Linked DNA regions of Homo sapiens: region 1 is linked to region 2. A link is an interaction called in ENCODE POLR2A ChIA-PET data of the cell type or tissue named here. Cell type or tissue: Caco-2. All regions are shown on one strand. Links, peaks and the distances in the headings refer to the core of each region. The heading gives the core; the rest is flanking DNA.

Region 1 (16,865 bases), core at 7,919-10,418, 270 kb after region 2:
ATAAGAAATGGCAGTTGGCAGTTGCTGCCTCTGAGCAAAGACGCTCTATTGAAATTTGACTCATCCTTGGCAGCTTATTGTGCTTTTCTCCTTCGCCTTCCTTGTAACACAGAGGAGTGAGGTGAGTAATGCTCTGCACAGTAAGAGAAAAATAGATCCCCAAATGCCTTCCATTATCCTAAAGGCCTGTGTTACCAGCTGTGGCGGCAGGGGGTGTGGTCCCATCCATTAGCAGGGGGAGATTCAAAACATCTGACGCCCTCTCTCCGAGGCTATTTGTAGTTCCAAAAGCGCGACAAGCAGGGACTGAAAACTGATAAACCCAGAGAAGTCTAAAAGCCCTGCTGGGGGTCCTGTGAGAGCCAGGATGGACAAGAGCCCTTATATGCAGGAGTTCTCAAGGCCACACAAAAGGAAAACAGCCAGACCTACTTTCTGCTGCCTAACGTTGCCCAGTCCCTTCCCCACAGGTGTAAGAACCACTTCTACCCAAGGGTAAAAATAGTTCATATTTTTTGAGAGCCTGTTACATGCCAGGCATTGTGCAAAGCATTTTCTATGGGCTATGTCACCTAATTCACATGCATGTCTGTGCACACACACATGCGTGCACACACACAAACGTTGAGGTGGGTACTGTCACTATCTCCTTTTACAGATGAAGAAATAAGGCTCAGGAAGGGTAAGTAACTTGCCCAGGGTTACCGGGTTAAAACAGATCCAGGCAGTCTTCAGAAGACAGTCGTAAATAAACACAGCCATATTAGAATATCTGCTTGGTTAAATGTAGATATTTGAACAGTGAACAACAGAAGTACAAGGAAAAAATTTTGTTGCTTCATTTATTTTGCTTTATAGACTATCTAGGTCTTAGAGATAGGACTATGGCTCAATAACCCCAGACTTCCTAGAAGTGTTTTTGGTTACCTTCTAAAAGGAGGAAATGAGGATGTGGTCATTGCCAGAGTCAGAGGTTAGTTAGTAAGTCAGCAGTAGGTACAAATCACAGGTCATTATTATGAAGCTTCTCCCTCACTTACAGAAACCTTTTGTAAAAAATTAAAAGCCTCCATCTTCCCCTATGAAGTTTTTGTTTGTTCGTTTGTTTTTTGAGACGGAGTCTCAGTCTGCTGCCCAGGCTGGAGTGCAATGGCAAGATCTCGGCTCACTGCAGCTTCTGCCTCCCTGGTTCCAGCGATTCTCCTGCCTCAGCCTCCCGAGTAGCTAAGATTACAGGCGCATGCCACCATGCCCAGCTAATTTTTGTATTTTTAGTAGAGAAGGGGTTTCACCATGTTGGTCAGGCTGGTCTCGAACTCCTAACCTTGTGATCCACCTGCCTCGGCCTTCCAAAATGCTGGAATTACAGGCATGAGCCACCACGCCCGGCCCCCTATGCAGTTTTAAAAGTATATGTTAAGTTCTAATATATAAGAAACATATTTTTCCCTTCTGGAATTGACCACATTAACCTCCTATCCAACCAGAATCATGCTAAGGAGAAAAATAAATGTTCATCTCAATGGCATTTTCTTATTCAGCTAATTGATTTTTTTCTTTTTCTTTTTTTTTTTTTTCAGATGGAGTTTCACTCTTGTTGCCCAGGCTGGGGTGCAATGGTGCAATCTTAGCTCACTGCAACCTCCGCCTCCAGGGTTCTAGCGATTCTCCTGCCTCAGCCTCCCAAGTAGCTGGGATTATAGGCATGTGCCACCATGCCCAGCTAATTTTTTTAAATATATATTTAGTAGAGACGGTGTTTCACCATGTTGTTCAGGCTGGTCTCAAACTCCTGACCTCAGGTGATCCACCCACCTCAGCCTCCCAAAGTGCTGGGATTACAGGAGTGAGCCACCGTGCCCAGCCGATTTTTTTAAAAATAACAATAATGCCTGAACATCCAGCCACCTAATTACCAGCAGCTTTTTATTTGCACTATCATTAACTTCACAGCTGCCTTGTTAGTAACAAGTGGTACCACAGAGACATCAGCCACAACTGTTAGTTTCTGAAAGGAAGAACATGAAAAAGGACCAGCTCCTCCTTGGTGAAGGTCAGAGAGGGCTTCAGGCTGACTCCAGCAGCACAAGTGCCCGATCTCAAATGGAGGAAGCTGCCTGTGGAACCATGTTGGGTGGACGGGATCTTGGTGAGCATCTGGTTCAATCCTCTCCACTGACAGGTGAGAAAACTTGAGGTCCAGAGAGGTTAAGTAACTTGCCTGTGATCACACAGCTAGTTACCTTTAGTACTGGAACTGAAGCACAGGCCTCCTGATTCCTTTGTTATTTTTTAAAAAAAAATTTTAATTGAGGAATACATACAGAAAAGTATACATATCGTGAGTGTACAGCTTAATTATCTTTAAGTGGGCCATGTAACCACTACCCAGGTGAAAGGAACAGAACATCTCTAGCACCCCAGAAGCTCCTGATATTTCCCTTCCCATCACTACACACTCTCTCCTCCTCCTGATCCTGACTTCTAACGCAGTAGATTAGTTTGGTTTGGCCAATGTTTTTTGAATTAAGAGCTATTTTATGTAAAGCTCATGTATTTAAAGCTGAAAAATGAAACTTGTTCTTTCATAGAGTGTGTTAAATGGTATATTAAGAAAACATGTCCCATTTGTTAAGGGATACAAAATTACAGCTAAACAAGAGGAATTAGTTCTAGTGGTCCATACTACTGGAGTATGACTAAAGTTAATAATACATAGTTTCAAATAGCTAGGAGGATATTGAATGTTCCTAACATGGAGAAATGATACATGTTTGACATGATGAATATGCTAATCATCCTGAGCTGAGCACTATACATCATATGTATCAAAACATCACTATGTACTCCATAAATATGTATAATTACATGTTAATTTAAAAAGTAAATTTGGGCCTGGCTCGGTGGCTCACGCCTGTAATCCCAGCACTTTGGGAGGGCAAGGCAGGCAGATCACTTGAGGTCAGGAGTTTGAGACCAGCCTGGCTAACATGGTGAAACTCCGTCTCTACTAAAAATACAAAAAATTAGCCAGGTGTGGTGGCACACACCTGTAATCCCAGCTACTTGGGAGGCTGAGGCAGGAGAATTGCTGGAACCCAGGAGGCAGAGGTTGCACTGCACTCCAGCCTGGGAGACAGAGTGAGACTCCATCTCAAAAAAAAAAAGGTAAATTAGGCCTGGTACAGTGGCTCATGCCTGTAATCCCAGCACTTTGGGAGGCTGAGGCAGGAGGATTGCTTGAGGCCGGGAGTTCCAGACTAGCCTGGGCAACATAGTGCAACCCTATCTCTACAAAATATTTTAAAAACAGGTGAGTGTGGTAGGGCACTTGCCTTTAACCCTAGCTACTTGGGAGGCTGGGGTGGGAGGACTGAGTGAACGCAGGAGGTCAAAGTTACAGTGAGCTCTGATCGCACCACTGCACTCCAGCATGAATGATAGAGTGAGATCCTGTCTCAAAAAAAATAAATAAATTGATGATTTCTTAGAAACAAGTAATTAGGGTTAAATGAAATCATATGGGGGGGCCCTAATCAAATAGGATTGGCTTCCTTATGTGTCCAGAATTGGCGGGTTCTTGGTCTCACTGACTTCAAGAATGAAGCCGTGGACCCTCGCGGTGAGTGTTACGGTTCTTAAAGGTGGCATGTCCGGAGTTTGTTCCTTCTGATGTTCGGATGTGTTCGGAGTTTTTCCCTTCTGGTGGGTTCGTGGTCTCGCTCGCTTCAGGAGTGAAGCTGCAGACCTTCACGGTGAGTGTTACAGCTCTTAAGGCGGCACATCTGGAGTTGTTCATTCCTCCCGGTGGGTTCGTGGTCTTGCTGGCTTCAGGAGTGAAGCTTCAGACCTTCATCGTGAGTGTTACAGCTCATAAAGGCAGTGTGAATCCAAAGAGTGAGCAACAGAAAGATTTATTGCAAAGAGCAAAAGAACAAAGCTTCCACAGCATGAAAACAGATCTGAACGGGTTGCCACTGCCGGCTCCGGCAGCCTGCTTTTATTCCCTTATCTGGCCCCACCCACATTCCGCTGATTGGTCCATTTTACAGAGAGCTGATTGGTCTGTTTTACAGAGAGCTGATTGGTCCGTTTTGACAGGGAACTGATTGGTGCATTTACAGTCCCTGAACTAGACACAAAAGTTCTCCAAGTCCCCACTAGATTAGCTAGACACAGAGCACTGATTGGTGCATTCACAAACCCTGAGCTAGACACAGGGTGCTGATTGGTGCATTTACAAACCCTGAGCTAGACACAGAGTGCTGATTGGTGCATTCACAATCCATTAGCTAGACATAAAGGTTCTCCAAGTCCCCACCAGATCAGCTAGACACAAAGCACTGATTGGTGCATTTACAAACCTTGAGCTAGACACAGGGTGCTGATTGGTGTGTTTACAAACCTTGAGCTAGACACAGAGTGCTGATTGGTGCATTTACAAACCCTGACTAGACACAGGGTGCTGATTGGTGCATATACAATCCCCCAGCTAGACTTAAAAGTTCTCCAAGTCCCCACAAGACTCAGGAGCCCAGCTGGCTTCACCCAGTGGATCCCGCACTGGGGCCGCAGGTGGAGCTGCCTGCCAGTCCCACGCCTTGCGTCCGCACTCCTCAGCCCTTGGGCAGTCGATGGGACTGGGCACCGTGGAGCAGGGGGCGGCGCTCGTCGGGGAGGCTCAGGCGGCACAGGAACCCACAGCAGGGGGCAGGGCAGGGGAGGCTCAGGCATGGCGGGCTGCAGGTCCTGAGCCCTGCCCTGTGGGGAGGCAGCTAAGGCCCAGCGAGAAAGCCAGTGTAGCGCTGCTGGGCTGGCACTGCTGGGGGACCCGGCACACCCTCCACAGCTGCTCATCCGGGTGCTAAGCCCCTCACTGCCTGGGGCCGGTGGGGCCAGCTGGCCACTCCGGGTGCGGGGCCGCCGAGCCCACGCCCACCCGGAACTCGTGCTGGCCCACAAGCGCCATGAGCAGCCCCGGTTCCACGGTTCCGCCCACGCCTCTCCCTCCACACCTCCCCGCAAGCTGAGGGAGCCAGCTCCGGCCTCGGCCAGCCCAGAAAGGGGCTCCCACAGTGCAGCAGAGGGCTGAAGGACTCCTCAAGTGTGGACAGAGTGGGCGCCGAGGCCGAGGAGGTGCCAAGAGCGAGCGAGGGCTGCAAGGGCTGCCAGCACGCTGTCACCTCTTGCTTATACAAAGAAGAGATTAGGATGCAGACACAAACAGACAGAAGACCATGCAAATACACAGAGAGAAGATGGGCATCTCTAAGCCCAGGAGAGAGCCCTCAGAAGAAAGCAGCCCTGCTGACACTGTGATCTCGGACTTAGGTTTCTAGTCTCCAGAACTGTGAGAAAATAAATTTGTTGTTTAAGCAAGAAAAAGAAAAAAGGAACTCCAGGAATGTTCTATCCCTTTGCCCATTTGACATCTACACTTGGATGTCTTGCATAGCTGAGGCAGCAATATGTGTTGGGGTGATCAGACTCAACACCAGGTCATGGGGGCGACGAAATCCAGCAGAGTCAAAAGAATGAGAAAAAGACAGTTTGAGAGAGAAAGTGGGACCAGGGGGCCATCGCGAGTGTGGAGGCTGGGAAGGCCCTGAGCTTTGGGAGCCCTCGCTATTTGTTGGTGATCAAAGAAACAGGTGGTGAGGATGTGGGGGTTGAAACGAAATGGTGTATCAAGTGAATGAGAAACATATGGCTACTTGAGACAATGGGAGTGCTAGAAGCAAGGAGCCAGCAAGTCTAGCAGACATGTAAGCTCCACCTCAGCTTCTCTCCCAACGACTCAGCTTTTCTCCCAACAATATGGATTCCATCACACCCCGCCTTGACTTTCTCATTTTTGTAAATGGCGCCATCATTCACCTGGCTGCTCAGGCTAAAACTTAGTCATCAGGCTTAAATCATCTTTTCCTCACACCTCCCTTTAACCCACAGTACATTCTATTGACTAAGCCTCCAAAATGTATCCTGAATGCAACCCCCTTTCTCTATTTCCATCTCCACTGCTCCAACCCTGGCCTGGGGCCCCTCCATCATCTCTTGCCTGGACTACTGCATTATCTCCTAATAGGTCCTCCTTATGTCCCTCTTGCCTTCCTTAAGTCCAACCTTCAACCCACATCTAGAATAATTTTTTTTTTTTGAGACGGAATTTCACTCTTGTCACCCAGGCTGGAGTGCAATGGCGCAATCTCGGCTCACTGCAACCTCTGCCTCCCAGGTTCAAGCAATTCTCCTGCCTCAGCCTCCCGAGTAGCTGGGATTACAGACGCCTGCCACCATGCCTGGCTACTTTTTTTGTATTTTTAGTAGAGAGAGGGTTTCACCATATTGGGCAGGCTGGTCTTGAACTCCTGACCTCAAGTGATCCGCCCACCTTGGCCTCCCAAAGTGCTGGGATTACAGGCATGAGCCACCACGCCCGGCCTAGAATAATGTTTTTAAAAGGTAAATCAGGTCTCAGTAACTCCAGTGAAGGTCTGTTGCATTCAGAATAAAATTCAAATTCTCACAAAATTGAGGGGACTGCCTCAGCTTACCTCTCTGCCCCATCTTCCTCTCTCTACTGGTCTCCTTACTCGAGACATTCCAGCCACATGTGCCTTTTTTTAGTCTCTTGAACAGGCCAGTCTTGTTCCTGTCTTAGAGCCTTGGCACCGGCTATTCATTCTCCTCAGGGCATTCTTGCCCCAGTCTTTGAATGGCCGCTTCTTTGTATCTTGTCATTATGACCGCAATTCAAATGTTGCCCCCTCTGAGAGATGGGCCCTGTCTGAGAGCAGGTGGCTCGCTCCTATTTAATCTTCTTAATAGCTCTTATTTATACCTAAACTTTTCGTATGTATTTATTGTTGACTACTTTAACAATTGTCTCCTCCTGCTGGAATGTAAGCTCTTTGAGGGCAAGGACTTCTGTTTATAGCTGTATCCCCAGTACTTAGAACAATATCTGGCAACAGAAATCACTACATAAGTATTAGTTGATTGGCTGGATTTCCTCAACTCTTTTTTTTTTTTTTTTTTAAGATGGAGTCTCTCTCTGTCACCCAGGCTGGAGTGCAGTGGCGCAATCTCAGCTCACTGCAAGCTCCGCCTCCTGGGTTCAAGCAATTTTCGTGCCTCAGCCTCCCAAGTAGCTGGGATTACAGGCATGCACCACCACACCTGGCTAATTTTTGTATTTCTAGTAGAGACGGGGTTTCACCATGTTGGCCAGGCTGGTCTCAAACTCCTCCTGGTCTCAAGTAATCTACCCACCTTGGCCTCCCAAAGTGCTGGGATTACAGGTGTGAGCCACTGCGCCTGGCCTGGAGTTCATCAGCTCTGACAAGATGGGAAAGCAGTTACTTATCATACAGTCTCCATTGTTTATCATTTCAGGACACCAAGTTGTTAGTAATGGAAACCCAATTCAGGCTGGCTTAAGCAATAGTCATAGAGAAGACCAGTGGTAGGCCTCTCTTCAGGCACAGCTGGTACCAGAAACTCAAATTATGTCACCAGAATTATTGTCTTTCAATCTATCCCCTACTTCCCGAGCTATGCTTTTTTCTGAGTTGGTTCCATCTGCTGCCAGGCCAGCTCCATGCAGTGACTCCTGCCAACCCTGGGTTTACATTCTACATTGTATAGCTCGGCAACCTCAGCAGAGAAAAACTGGCCCCTTCTCAGTAGTTCTAGCAAAAGTCTCAGAATTAACTTCCATTGGAACAACGTAGATCATGTGCCCATCCCCGAACTAATCACAGTGTATAGAGGAATGGAATATGCTAATTAGCCAAGCCACTTGCCCACTCCTAGATAGGAGAGCATGGTTGGCAGTGATCCTTTGGCACAAGGGTTCCCATTTGAACCACTTTTGTTGGTTGAACCGATCTATTTGTACAACTAGAAACATAAAGCTTATTTCTCTAGAGAAGCTGCTAACCTGACCCACAAGTGCAGTTTTATTCCCACCAGAATATAAAATCCATAAGGACAAGGACTTGGTTTAGTTACTACTTTATCTCCAGTACTCGGTAAGTCTAGGCATTCAATGACAATGAATTTTTTTTTTTGGAGGGGGGATGGAGTCTCGCTCTGTAGCCCAGGCTGGAGTGCAGTGGCGTGATCTCGGCTCACTGCAAGCTCCACCTCCCGGGTTCATGCCATTCTGCCTCAGCCTCCCGAGTAGCTGGAACTACAGGCGCCCGCCACCATGCCCGACTAATTTTTTGTATTTTTAGTAGAGACGGGATTTCACCGTGTTAGCCAGGATGGTCTCCATCTCCTGACCTCGTGATCTGCCCACCTCGGCCTCCCAAAGTGCTGGGATTACAGGCGTGAGCCACCATGCCTGGCCGAATTTTTTCATTCATTCAATAAATGCTTACTGAAGCATTTAGTAAACAGGGCATTACCTGAGCTGCATGGTTTGAAGGCAGAGGAGGCGCAGTCCCCCAAAGAAAACTGCAATGCTATCTCCAGGGGAATAGAAGCAGGTTGGGCAAAAACAAAACAAAAACTATCTCAATTATCTGTTTTGGGGAACTAAAGCATCTTACTGAAAATTTTGCCAGTTCCAGAAGAACCAGTAGTTTTAGAGCTTAAGGATGAAAAACAGTCTGATTGCTGCCATCGTACAGCCCAGCCTAGTGACTTCATTCACCCTTTTAACATTTACACAGCACTGACTGTGTGCCATATCTCACAAAGCCTGTAGGACTCCTCCTACCCTTGAAGGGTACACCCTTTGTCATTGTCCTTTCTGTCAGCTGGTGCTGAGTTTTATTACTGGGACCTAACCTCAGGATCTTAGGGTCAAAGTCCTTACCTCTTGCTCCCCAAGTGTCCAGGCTTAAAGTTCCTGAGCCCTGCTCTATGAAGCCCTCATCTTCCAGGTCTAGCGTGTTTACCTTTGCCTTGCGTTATCACTAATCTTCCTGAATTTGGCCCTTACCTCAGGTTGCTGGACTGCTTCCCCTCCTATCCTACCCCTTGGAATTTGCTCTCTGGCCAGCCCAGCTGAATCACCAGGCCTGTTGCTGCCCCAAACATTTCTTCATTTCGGTCATTTTACTTGCCAGGTGACTCTTTCCTTAATCTGAGTGGTGAATGTAGCCACCCTAGCTAGCATTGACTTCCCCGGAGAAGTTATGGGATCATCCCAACATTTGTGCAAAGAATACATCTAAGGCAATCTTGAAAAAGAGGCTATCCTATACAAAAATAAAGAAGAAAGGCTGTCCCTCAGTTTAAGCTGCACTAGACAATCTGTAAGTTGGAAGCATCCTCCCTTTGCCTGCTTTCTTGCAGACAGAAGACCTAGAGATGAGCTGATCCCTACCTCTCGTGATACCTTGCACTGACTCAAATATTAACATTCAGCAGGTCGTCAGTTTCCCCTTCTTCCAGTTTCATTCATTTGTTAAAATCGAGTTATCCTGAATCTTTCAGATTGTTACTCCTCACTTTGTCTTCTGCAATCGAGGACCTGTCTCATGCTCTGGTGTTGAGATCTGGGAACAAGAGCCCTGTAGTTTTTCCTCTGAGTCATAAACTTAGGGACAAAGTATTCTTCATGATTCTTCTTGTCATTTCCTTTTTCTTTAGCTGCAGAAAGTCACTCTGGTGGTCAGGTGAATTCCTAAGCAGTGATTCTTTAGCACAAATGTTACCATTCTAACCCCTAATGTGGGTTGAACCATCTGTTTGTACAACTAGAAACATAAAGTTTATTTCTCTAGAGAAGCTGCTAACCTGACCCACAAGTGCAGTTTTATTCCCACCAGAATATAAAATCCATAAGGAAAGGGACTTCTTTTAGTTGCTACTGTATCTCCAGTACCCAGCAAGTCTAGGCACTCAATGACGATGAAGTCATTCATACATTCAACAAATACTTATTGAAGCATTTACTAAAGAGGGCATTGTGTCAGATGATACTTGAGAAGGAATTAAAAGCAAATGTAGCCAGGAGGATATTTCAGCCACAAGTAACAGAGCTGCCTTAAACCATGAGGCATTTCCTGGTGCACAGAAATGGAAATCCAAATTGAGATCAGCTCAGGGTAGCTCCATCCACCGTCAAAGACCAAGGTGTTTTCATAGCATTATCCTAAGCCCTGTTACCTCTGGGGAAAGGAGAGAGGAAAGAGAGAGAGAAAGGTCCCAGAATGGCTGTCAGTAACAACTAGAATCATGACAGGAGAGCAAAGCTTCCCAAAGTGAGGGAAACTCTTCCCAGAAGCCTCCAGCAGTCCTTCTGGGTCTCAATGGCCAGTCACATCCCCACTCCTGAATCATGGATTTAGGCTCAGACAAATCAGCCCCTCACCTGACACTGAAGGCGGGGTCAGCTTCCCTGAAGCCACGGGGCTGCGTGGAGGAGGAGTGACCCTCTGAACAGAAACTTTGAGAAAGGGAGGAGGAGTTAGAAGGGTTGGATGGGGTGGAGGGCAACTGTAGCATTCACTACGAATCATACCTAGCATTTGTCATGAAAGTCTATAGTTTAAAAAATATCCGTCTGTATGTTAACTCGTTTAATCCTTCCAATGATGGTAAGCTAGTGGTTCTCATTTCAGCCGCAAGTCAGAGTCACCTATGGAGTGATCTTGATTCAGAAGGCCCGGAGTGGGGTCTGGACATTTGTAGTTTATTTGTTGTTGTTGCTGTTTGAGTTGGGGTCTTACTGTGTCACCCAGGCTGGAGTGCAGTGATGTGAACATGGCTCACTGTAGCCTCAAACTCCTGGGCTCAAGCAATCCTCCCACCTCAGCCTCCCGAGTAGCTGGGACCACAGGTGCATGCCACCATGCCTGGCTAATTTTTAAATTTTTTATTTTGTAGAGATGGGGTCTCACTATGTTGTCTAGGCTGGTTTTGAATTCCTGGGCTCAAGCAATCCTCCCACCTTGGCCTCCACTGGGATTACAGAGTGAGCCACTGCACCCAACCTAGACATTTGTAGTTCTTAAAAGCTATATGGGTAGTTCTGATGCCCAGCCTGCATTGCACACCAGGGCTGTGAGCTAAGCAGCTTATCCCACAGGTGTGCAAATAAGAATTCAGCAGAGTCCCTGCCTTGGAAAGTCTATACTGTGTGTGTATGTTAGGAGATTTTTACATGCAAGCCAGAGTTGTTCAGGGGAGGAAGAGCTCCCCACAGGACAGAATGTTGGTGAAGGTTACTGGGCAAGAGTGAGAATGAAGAAGACTTTTGTGTAGAGAAGCAAGGGCAATGATGTAGCCAGAAGGGCACAGCATGAGCTGGGGTAAAAAAAGATGGAACACTCGTCAAATTCATGTGTCATCTTTATCTGATCTCTCTTTTTTGTCATATTAGTTTGTGGGAAGGGAAGTTTTCTTATCATGAGCCAATGACTGGAGAAGCTGAGGTTTGTTTCCAGAACTCGGTGAATCAATGCTATCTGATATTCCTGATACTTTGCTGAAACTGTTCACCAAACTTCCTCTTTGAGCACAAAGGGGATTTTAAGAGGCAACATTGGGGCTTTCACATATTTATGTTTTTAAAATCAAATACACCGAGTGGAAAAACCCTATGAGATCACCTCTGTGCCCTAAGCAAACTGCAAGGGATATACAATCATCTTCTTAAGAGAAGGAGGCATTTCAATTCCTTCTCAAACCAAACAAAGATAAACCTGATCAAATCCAGCCAGGCTGCAAAAGTGATTAGGAGGAAGGCTAGAAACAACCTGGAGAATACAGAGGAAGTTTGTAAATTGGCTGGCAATTGGATTACATTTAAAAATTCAATTAGTGACAGATTCAGAATAGCGTTTCCTTCGGTGAGTTTGTTAACTACCGGGCAGAGCCTTGGTTGTTTGCTGATAGCACAGAAAGTGAGTCATTCAGTGTTGGGCTGGGACAAGTGTCACCCACTCACTTTGATGGATACACCCCAAGCATAGAAATATGTGGTCAATGGGAGTTCAAGACCAGCCTGACCAACATGGAGAAACCCTGTCTCTACTAAAAATACAAAATTAGCTGGGCATGGTGGCACATGCCTGTAATCCCAGCTACCAGAAGTTTGAGGCAGGAGAATCACCTTAACCCAGGAGGCGAAAGTTGCAGTGAGCCAAGATCACGCCATTGCACTCCAGCCTGGGCAACCAGAGTGAAACTCCATCTCAAAAAAAAAAAAGAAATATGTGGTCTGATTTTTTTGAGCTCTATCACTGCTCACTGTTCTTGACAACTTATTTTCCTTCTTTGACTTACCTTTGTTGATGCTACTTCTGCTACTTCTAAATTGCTTTTTAGTAAACCATGAAGGGGTCTCCCTCATATGAAAGGAGTTTCTTGGGGGTACAAAGAGAGTTGGCAACAGATGTTCAGTATATGGCTTGGGCTGGACATTGGAGGAATATTGCCTCTCCCAGGTCTCAGGACTCCCACCTATGTTATCTATTAAGTGGACTCAGGATAAGAATTCTGGGATAGACAAGAGATATCTACAGAAAGCACTAGTGTGGTAATTAGCTCCGGCAATGAAAATAAACAAAACATGTACAAATCTTTCAAGTATGGTCATAATATAATCTTTATAAGAGAAATGTTATCATCTGGGAGGACGATAGAAAGGAAAGAAAGGATGGAAAGAAAAGCACCAGGTCACAGAGGAGGGAACTGGCATAGTGAGCTGACTCACTAGGTCCCTGGGCCTATGCTCAACCAGCTCCAGAAGACAAGGAGCAAGAGCAGGAATGTGCGGGAGGGCAGCTGATGTGGCAGTGATGCAGCAGCAGAGAGGCCTCCTGACAGAGCTAAACCTGACTCATGCCCATTTGTCTGGGACAGCCAGATCTTTCTGCAGGTCCCATTTTTCCTGGTTTAAGCTGGTCTGTAAGTTGAGTGAGAATCATTTTCCTGGGTGTCAACTCTGTGGCCTTCCCTTCAGAGTGGACATAAAATCAATAATGCTGATGAGCTGAAAATGACTGCAAACAAAAGACAATATTTTGGAGAAATTTGGGCTTTGTTTTGGCAAATGAGTGGCTTAAGAGTTAGAAGGAAGAATCCTAGGGATATGAGTGATGGACATGAGTACTAGTCCACAAAAAGTGGTATAAAAAGCAAAGAAGGGTAGTCTCTCACCTACAGCAGAAAAGAGTCCAAAACGGTTTCATTGAAAAAGATCACTCTCCTAGTTTAAGCTTATTGTTGGTCTACTCATGTGCTAGTGACCAAAGTTACACATGAATTGCTTAGCCCAACGCATCTCCTTGGTGGAAAAATAAGCTCAGTTGCCTCACTGTCCATTATGTAAGCACGTGTACAAAGTTCCCCTCCTTGGGCCTTTGCCTCAGGTTCTTTGCTGGTTTTCTCACCTGGATAATCTTATTTGGGGAGGTTTATCATGGCAAAAGAAGAACTTACTGCCTGAGAAACAGATAGGCTCCATATAGGGAATCAATTCAAACTCTTGTTTCACTCAGCCATTTGCTCATTCAACAAACACTCAGCCCCAGCTATTTGCCATGTTCTGGAGATCTACAGATGAATAAGACCTGATGCTAAAGGAAAATCAATGGCAAGAGTACAATGGAACACCAGATATAATAGAGGTAAAGGAGCACAGATACCACAGCACTACGCAGGATGAGCAGGGGGCATCCAGTTCCACCTAGGGAAAGGGGTCAGGGACGTTTTCCAAGAGAAGATGACCCTTGAGTTGGTGATTGAAGGATGAGTACAGATTAGCCTGAGAAACAAGAGAATAAACTTCCACTAAAAAAGATCAACATTGGCAAACCACAGAGGTGTGACACTGTGGCTCATTTGGAGACCTCCAAGTGGCATAACTAAGGCTAGAGATGACATCAGGACCCAGATCTTGAAGCAATATGCTACGGTATAGAAATTCTGTTTCCAAAGGGATGGAAAATCACTGGAAGATTTTAAACTGGAAAGTGACAAGGTCAGAATTCGGGCTTAAAATAACCATTCCGGCAGCAGAAAGAGAAGAGATCAGGATGACAATTTAGGAGACTCCCAGGCTATAAATATGGAATTGTACTAAGACAGCAGCTGTGAGAAAGGAAAGAGGCTTGAGCTATGTAATGACATAGTAGATGGAGTTGGTGTCCCACTGAAGTAGAAAAGAAAGGAGAAGAATGAGTTCAGAGGGACTCCAGGGTTCTCTCTTGTAGAAGGCAGCAGGTAGCATCATTTCCTGAAAAAGTAAATATAAGAAGAGGAGCAAATTCGGAGGGAAGAGGATAAATTCCATTTTGGACATGTGTGCAAAATGTCTGTGGCTTCTTTCACTTTTAGCAGTTTGAGTAAAGTGTTCCAAAGTATGCTTTTCTTTGTATTTATCCTGCTTGGGGTTTACCAAGATTCTTGGATATGTAACTTTATGTCTTTCACCAAATTTGGAAAAACTTCAGCCACTATTTTCTTATTTTTTCTTTTTTGATACAGAGTCTTGCTCTGTCATTCAGGCTGGAGTGCGATGGTGCAATCTCAGCTCACTGCAACTTCTGCCTCCCAGGGTCAAGCAACTTTCTTGCCTCAGCCTCCTAAATAGCTGGGACTACCGGTGCATGCCATCACACCCAGCTAAATGTTGAGTTTTTAATAGAGATGGAGTTTCACCATGTTGGCCAGACTGGTCCCAAACTCCTGGCCCCAAGTGATCCACACATCTCAGCCTTCCAAAGTGCTGGGATTACAGGCATTAGCCACTGTGCCTGGCCTAATTTCTTTTTTTGCTTGTTTGTTTGTTTTTTGAGAAAGGGTCTTACTCTGTTGCCCAGGCTGGAGTGCAGTGGTGTGATCATAACTCACTGTAGCCTCAACCTCCTGCTCAAGCGATCCTCTTGTCTCAGCCTCCTGAGTAGCTTAGACTACGGGCGTGCACCACCACACTTGGCTAATTTTTAAATTTGTATTTAATAGAGATGGGGTCTCTCTATGTTTACCAGGCTGGTCTTGAACTCCTGGGTTCAAGCAATCCTCCTGCCTTAGCCTCCCAAAGTGTTGGGATTACAGGCATGAGCCACTGCACCCAATCTCAGCCACTATTTTCTAATACATTTTCTGTATTATTTTCTCTTCATTAGGGATTACAAGTGTGCTTATGTTAGAATTTTCTGTGTTGACCCAGAGGTCACTGAAGCTCTTAATTTTTCTTCAATCTTTTTTTTCTCTTTTATCTTCTGTTCTGATAATGTCTGTTGGTCTATCTTCAAGCTCACTGATTTTGATCGGCCATTTCTAATCTTCTGTCAAGTGCATTGAGTGAATTTTTAATTTTAGATGTTATTTTTTACTTCTAGAATCTTCTATTAGTTCATTTTTGTAGTTTCTGTCCCTCTGCTGAGGTTTCCTCTCTGTTCATTCATTATGAGCATATATTTGTTTATGTCCTTGAGCAGAGTTAAAATAGTTTACAATAGTTAAAATAATTGTATCCTCATTCAAACTTTTACATCATCTTAGATTCAATCTCTATTGATTGCCTTTTCTTTTGAATATAGGCCACGTTTTTCTGTTTTCTTCGATTGTCCAGTAATTTTGGATTGTGACCTGCACATGGTAAATTATACATTATAGAGACCATGGTTTCTGTTATGTTCCTCTGGAAAGCTTTTAATTTTTTGTTTTACAAAACAGTTAACTTGGCTACACTAAAACTTCAAACTCTTTCTCTCGTATAATGTGCAAGAGTTAAAATGTCCGTTCAGTTCTTTTGTCATTAGCTAGGCTATTTGAGGTCTGCCCTTTATGTGTATAATCTGGAGGACAGTCAGAGATTTGGGGAAAGTTTATACACAGAATTTTTGGCTTCTCTTCTGTGGCTCTCTCCTTTTTAGGATACCCACCACCACAACAATTTCCCAGTTGTTGCAATAGCTGTGATAACCTCAAGGTCTGACTTCCAATTCCTCAAAATTGTATATTTCTATCCAAATTCTAACTATCCCATCACAGAGCTGACTGAGGCCTTTCCTCAGGCAAAAATTCATTAGGGAAAAAAAAAAAAAAAGCAAACTCATCCAGCACCATTTCCTTCTTCCAATTGTAAATTATCCTCTGGTTTCTAGTTTGGTCACTCTGTAATGCCTTTAGGTCAATTTTTTTCCTCCAGAGTTTATAATTGTTATTTGCAGAAGGGCTGATCCAATATGAACTACCTGCTATTAACAGAGATGGAATTCCAGGGGTTTAATAAATACTTATTGAATAGATTCAAGTACCCACTTTATAGCTATGTGTTGATCACTGATAGACAACATATGCTTCATCTAGCACAAATTAACTAAACTCCTGGTTCTCTCTCTCATTCCTACCTCCCGCCAACCTGCTCCTCCCCAAGTCTGAATATATTTCCAACTGCCTTGATATTTCCACTTGAATAAATAATAGGCCTTTCAAATTCAACATATTCAAAACGGGAATATGCCCACCTCAGGGTCTTTCCACTTGCTGTTCCCCCTGTATGGAATGATCTTCCACCAGGTATCCACATGGTTCACAATTCTCACTCCCTTCAGGTCTCAGCCCCAAAGTCAACTTTTCAATGAGGCCTTCCTGACCGTTGCTATAAAACAAATACAACTCCTTCCCTCCTTTGCACTACCTATCTCCTTGCTCTCCTTTGCTTTTCCCCATAGCACTTATCTTCACGTAACTAGTATCTGCTTTTTAAATTGTTGCTGTCTGTCTCCCCTCACTACCATATAAGGTCCGCAAGAGCAGGGCCTTTTCACTGCTTTCTCCCAAACACTGAGCAAAGAGCATGATATAGAGTAGGCGTTCAATAAATAGTTGTTAAATGAAGGTTGAAACTACTTGAATCAAAGTGAGATGAAAACTTGCGTAAGGAAGGAACA
Region 2 (6,836 bases), core at 1,318-3,817:
AATTGTTTCATTTGTGAACTGAACTAACCACTCCTCATGCAGCACCATTTTTATGTAAAAAAAAAAACTATGGCTACTCCGACTTGGTTATCTGACAGCCATTTCCTCCACTAACATTAAATCTGCACCAAATAACTTCAAGACAGTAAAATCTAACATTTTTCACCCTCCCCTGTCACCTTTTTTTTTTTTTTTGAGACAGGGTCCCACTTTGTCACCCAGGCTGGAGTGCAGTGGTGTGATCTCAGCTCACCGCAACCTCCACCTCCCAGGCTCAAGTGATCCTCCTGCCTCAGCCTCCCAAGTAGCTGGGACTACAGGCCTGTGCCACTGTACAAGTACAATAAAATGCCAGTCCTTATATATTTGACTTCTAAGCAATATGTAACATTACTGATGCCGCCCCCACTCTCTTCCTTAAAACAGTATCTCTTGCTTACATAAATTCAACAGGGAAGAAGGGAAAAAAAAAAAAACTACCAAGGTTTTACTTGTACAATTCACAAACTGATCCTTCTCAGTTTCCTCTTTCTTTGCCTGATACAACCTTTATTTTTGTGTTCTATGGGTTCTTTTCTTCCAAGTGACTTCATGGTATTAGCTACTTAACACTTAAGCAAAGAATCATTAAAATAGCTTTTAGTCTTCAAAAGCTAAACAAACATAAGCTCTTGAACTTAAAACACAAGAAATTTTTAATATGTGAAAAAACAAAAGATTATATATGGCAACCAAAACACAGTTCTTCCCCCACAATATCTATCACTATGCACAAAACAAAAAGATATTTTCAATATTTCTGCGCAGGTTTTCATTGAGCTTTGCTTCAAGTTCACCTAGTTCTTCTTCTGCTTTTCTAACATCTTTTTGCAATTCAAGTCGAGACTTCCTTGTGTCATAATAACCCCCAGTTAGAGCACCCCGATGGCTGACTTGGTCACCTATAAACAAAACATATGTAATAGGTCTGTACAACTTTTTTATTCAATGATAAATTGACTTATAACAAAAAAACTAACCTACAGGCTTTAAGTAGATAATGAGAATTGAAAGTAATTTAAACCACCCTGAAAAAATTTTGCTTTTCAATGCTAGATTTTTTTTTTTTTTTTTTTTGAGACAGGGTCTTGCTCTTGTTGCTCAGGCTGGAGTGCAGTGGTGCGGTCATAGCTCACTGCAACCTCAAACTCCTGGATTCAAGTGATCCTCCTGCTTCAGCCTCCTGAGTGGCTAGGACTACAGGTGTGCACCACCACACCTTTTTTGTAGAGACCAGGTCTTGCTATGTGCCCAGGCGGTTCTCGAACTCCTGCCCTCAAGTGATCCTCATGCTTTAGCCTCTTAAGTATCTAGGATTACAGAGTCAAGCCACTGTGCCCAGCCAAAATTTGCAGTCTTTAAAAAAAAAAAAAAAAAAAAAAGAACCTCCAGTTGAACCTGAACATCTACCAGAGGGGAAGGAAGTGAAGACTAAAGAGGAAATATTAGTAGGACACAGGACCTAGCTTGAAATTTCCACTGGCCATATTTGGGAAAATTTGAGCATCAAAATAACAATACCAATGTAATAACATATTGAATTAAAAAAAAAAAATTCATGAATCACAGTGATACTTTTTTAAAAAATGAAAATTGGAGACTCTTTTCTACAGAAGAGTGACAGCTAATAAATGCAGCAGCAATAACAGAATTTATGAATCACCATTTTGAAACCCCCCAGTGTAACAACTGATTCAGGCAAGAGTCAACAAAGTGCTAAAGCAACTGAAGTTGTTGGGAGAACCTGACTTGAAGAATAATCTCACATATTATTAAATTACAAAGGGGCAAAGGGATACCTTTACAACGGAGAGATCTGCAGGTGATCAAACCTAGTATCACTAACAATGGGACACATTATATGACACCATAAGTACATATCATTCATGTAGCATTCATGCCAACAATATTTAAACAATGATGAGGAAGCAATAAGACAAATCCAGAAAATGGAACTTTTCTGGATTTCTCTGGGTGGGGAGAAGGGAGCAGGAGGAACTGTCTTATATTTAAAGAATCTAGACCGGGCATGGTGGTCATGCCTGTAATCCCAGCACTTTGGGAGGTTGAGGCAGGCAGATCACCTGAGGTCAGGAGTTCGAGACCAGCCTGACCAACATAGAGAAACCCCGTCTCTACTAAATACAAAATTAGCCGGGCATAGTGGCGCATGTCTGTAATCCCAGCTACTTGGGAGGCTGAGGCAGGAGAATCGCTTGAACCTGCGAGGCGGAGGTTGTAGTGAGCTGAGATCATGCCACTGCACTCCAGCCTGGGCTCGAAACTCCATCTCAAAAAAAAAAAATAAAGAGAAGACACTATATGCATACTTGATTTAATCCTAAATAGAAAAATATTTTAGGATAATTGAGAAAACTTGAATATGGATACTTTTTAGAGGATATTAGGTTAATGTTAAATTTCTTAGGTGTAACAATGATACTGTGGCTATACAAAAGAATGTTCTTATTGTTAGGAGATGCATGCTTAAATTTTAGAGATGACATGACATGATGTTTTACTTATTCTTGGATGGTTCAAAAACAACCACAACAAAACGTACATATACAGAAACAAAGCTTGGGGGGAGATGGGTTTACCTGCTTTCTTCAACAAATAAAGAGGAAAAAAAAAATTGAGGGCAGGTAAACTAAACCTATATACTGGAGGTTCTTAACCTGGATTTCAAAGATAAAATTCAGAAGATCTGTGATCTGAGTAGGAAAAAAATTTACATCTTTATTTTTATTAACCTCAAAATGAGATTTAGCATTTCCCTTCTATAACGAACACGACAAGAACCACAGTAGTAGTATTAGTATCTGTGACTACCAAAAGAAGAGCTATTTTCATATTAGGTAACACTTGTCAGATGTCAAAATATTGTTTACATGTATCAGTACTTCAAACTTATGGTAGCTATTAGACCCACTACTATCTTGTTTTTTGAATACATTAAATAATTATATAATATTTTTTAAAATAATAACCATGCGAATACAATTCATCTCCTTTGTGATCCAAAGTATTTTAATTTATGCATTAAAAATTGTGTTGAATGTGGCTTTTGTTGTGGAAAAAAGTAAAAAAAAAATAAATTTAAAAATTAAAAAAAAAATTGTGAAGGATCCATATGCTTCAAACAGCCAAAGCAGTCCACACTGCAAAAAAGGTTAAGAACCCCTGCTATATGATCACATTTCAGAGACATCAACTAAATATCAAGTACGAACCCTGTCTGGACTCTTAATTGAACAAACCAACTATTTAAAAAACTATAAAATAATTGAAAATAAATTTTTCTTTTTTTTTGAGACAGGATCTTGCTCTATCACCCAGGCTGGAGTGCAGGGGTGTGATCTTGGCTCACTGCACCCTCTGCCTCCCAGGTTTAAGCCATTCTCATGCCTCAGCCTTCTGAGTTGTTGGGATTACAGGTGTGCGCCACCACACCCAGCTAATTTTTTGTATTTTTAGTAGAGATGGGGTTTCACCATGTTGGCTAGGCTAGTCTTGAATTCCCTCCTCAAGTTATCCACCTGCCTCAGCCTCCCAAAGTGCTGGGGTTATATATAGATGTGAGCCACCATGCCCGGCCAAAGGCAAAGGATGAATTTTTCGAATACTCTCAAAACCAGAATGTCTCCAAAATACTGTAAGATATATTAATCAGACATGCATACAGCTCAACTGACATATTATACAGATTATATGTCTCTTTGTTTTTTGAGACAGAGTCTCGCTCTGTCACCCAAGCTGGAGTGCAGTGGCGTGATCTCGGCTCACTGCAACCACTGCCTCCCAGGTTCAAGCAATTCTCCTGCCCCAGCCTCCTGAGTAGCTGGGACTACAGGTGCACACCACCACACCCAGCTAATCTTTGTATTTTTAATGGAGACAGGGTTTCGCCTCGTTAGCCAGGCTGGTCTTGAACTCCTGACTTCAGGTGATCCACCCGCCTCAGCCTCCCAAAGTGCTGGGATTACAGGCATGAGCCACTGCGCCCAGCCAGATTATATGTTTTAAATGATTTGTTAGAATTTATCTGTTTAAAGCTAAGAATTAGTATTACAAACCTTCCAAAGTAATACAGTCCATAGTGAAAGCACGGGCCAGCTGGGTTGAAACTTCCATGCTACGACAAATAAGAGTCTTTCCAAACACATGTTTGAAAGCTTTGTCAAATCTGGGATTGTACCTCAGTTTGCTGATCATAGGAATAGCATCCTAAAAATGAAATTTTGTCAACAGAGAGATCACAACACAGTTAACTAAGAACTTAGAATTATGAAATTACATCTTTATGAAATACAAATAAACCATAAACACCATTATATTTCAAAACGATTGGCGTTTTCCCTGAAGTAGTTAGAAGACTCATTCCACTAGAATATCCTGGTAATTTTGCTCTTGTAATCAAGGTTTTCAATAGTAGAGCCTAATAGTGCTAAAGAGTTTAGTGGTTCTGAAGCTAGACTGCCCAAATTCAAACACTCGTTTCACCATTTATCAGATGTGTACTGTGGACAAGTTGCTTAACTTCCTCAGATAATAGTTACTTTATCTACAAAATCGTAGACAATACATACCTTCCTTATAAAGTTGTGAAGACTAAATGAGTTAATATATGCAAAACTTACGATAGTATCTCTCACATAAAAGGGCTAAATATAAATAGTACTTCCTCAAAATGTTTTAATTTTACATATTTTATATATCTAAATTAGATAGGAAAATATTTTGTCAGATAAAATTTCATTTCCTCTCTCCTAAACTGTTAGAACAGGGTTTTTAAAATTATGAAAATATATCCCATATATAGAAAAATGTAGTTAAGTATTCAGTGTAAATTAATAGAACACCAACATAACCACAAGAAACAGAGCACTGCTGACACCCCAGAAGTCATGGGTGTGCTCCTTTCCTAATCACAAAGCAGTTACCTACAGTGGTTACCTGCGAGAAACGACCACTGCCATGACTGTGCTAATCACTTCCTTGCACTTCCCAGTTCTATAAAATTTTTTTTTTTTTTTGAGATGGAGTCTTGCTCTGTTGCCAGGATGAAGTACAGTGGCATGATCTTGGCTCACTGCAACCTCTGCCTCCCCAGTTCAAGCGATTTTCCCGCTTCAGCCTCCCAAGTACCTGGGATTACAGGTGCCTACTACCATGTCCAGCTAATTTTTTGTATTTTTAGTAGAGACAGGGTTTTGCCTTGTTGGCCAGGCTGGTCTTGAACTCCTAACCTCAGGTGATCCGCCCACCTCCCCCTCCCAAAGTGAGGGGATTACAGGTGTGAGCCACCGAGCCTGGCCCTAAGTTTGGTTTTGTTTACTCAGCGTAAATGGAACCACGCTCCATGTACTCCTTTGTGTCTCGTTCCATTCATACATCATGTTTTTGAGACTCAATTTTTCTTACCCAAACTTCAAAGACAATTTGTAGATGTGATAGCAGAAAAAGTCAGACCCTTTGATAGCTTACAAGATTCTTAATGTTCCACTTAAATTATTGATCATTCTCATGGGGTTTCAGCTTTAACTTCAGAGGATGGTAAAACAGTTGATGCTACCATCAACATTCTGAAGTCAAGTACCTCAAAGCAATTACACTGTTCTAAGAATGGTGTCTGAAGAATATTTTTAATCCACCTAAAGTGCACTTTTGTTACCAACAAAAGCAATGTTATGCTTCCGAAGTCTATCACCTTACTAGCCATTTTTTTCATTTAATCCTAAGTACGTCAAGACACTTTTAAACTATACATGACAGTTCCTTGGGAATCTTTCTCCAACTCCCTAACCTTAATTATGTCACTCCCAGATATGCTCTCAAAGTATCCTGTACTTACGCTTTTAACACTGCACATTTGCAATGATTTGTTTCATATCTTAGCTTTTTTCTCTTCTTTTTAAATGATCCTCCCACTTCAGCCTCCCAAGTAGCTGGGATTACAGGCGTGCATCACCACACCAATCATAGCTGTGACTTCTGTCTCCCTCCCCAAAACCCACTCAGCACTAAGGTCCATGGGAAGACAGATATTTTTATCTCATACACCACTGAATCCCAGTGTATAGTGCCTGGGCACTAGCATGTGTTAGATTATGTGATAAAAAATAACATTATAAAAGAGAAATACACCTTATCACACAATGACTCACATTGGTTTCAGGATAGGCTGTATCCCTGACATCTAACTTGTTAAGAGGCAGAAAAGTAACCTCTCCAGGAAGATTCATTTTATTAAACTCCATTAAAATCTTCGTGCTGACTTCATCTGAATCAACAATGTGATAAAATAACCTAAATATAAACAGAGTAAGACAAATCTTTATTGGTACTCAGGGTCTCCCTATGTTGCCCAAACTTATCAATCCTCCCACCTCAGCCTCCTGCATAGCTGGGACTAAAGGTGTGCACTTTTAAAATGTTATAAACACTTAAGCATCAAACAGTTTTTTCCTATATAATCCAAATAATTTTGGAAAATAAGACTACTTTAAAAATTCCAATGGCGGGGAGGGAGAAACTCCCAAAAGAGGAAAGTTCTAGCTTCTATAATTAGGAACAAATACTTAGCATCTACTTCTTTAATTAGAAAGTTAAGGAACCGAGATATAAAAAGATAATGGAAGATATGTTGTACAAAAACTACAAAAGTTGTTTAAGCTATTCTTATTCCCTCTTCTAAAAATGCTAAATATCAAGCAAAAGCTTTAACCTGTTTCCAGCAGTGACTTCCACGCATGTGTAGAAAGCTGGTTCACATTCAAAGTTATTCATTACAATAC

What was found. Peaks named below come from ENCODE experiments on the same cell type or tissue, not always from the same donor. Only the 100,000 strongest peaks of a DNase experiment are listed, where the experiment ranks them.
Region 1: POLR2A ChIA-PET joins it to region 2 with 6 read pairs; 5 of 35 experiments call an interaction of 5 or more read pairs at or near these places.

What each region holds. Positions count from the first base shown.
Region 1 is chr10:110,319,593-110,336,457 of GRCh38, reverse strand. No RefSeq gene overlaps it. Among named protein-coding and RNA genes, the nearest start is that of SMNDC1, 23 kb to the right of the region's middle. RefSeq lists an enhancer at 11,090-11,249. In Caco-2, for the core only: no CTCF peak of the experiment used is centred there; a DNase peak (open chromatin) is centred at 8,877.
Region 2 is chr10:110,590,503-110,597,338 of GRCh38, reverse strand. SMC3 (structural maintenance of chromosomes 3) reads right to left here. Exons shown (of 29, transcript NM_005445.4): 16 at 6,767-6,836; 17 at 6,207-6,348; 18 at 4,116-4,266; 19 at 789-941. Among named protein-coding and RNA genes, the nearest start is that of SMC3, 26 kb to the right of the region's middle. In Caco-2, for the core only: no CTCF peak of the experiment used is centred there; no DNase peak of the experiment used is centred there.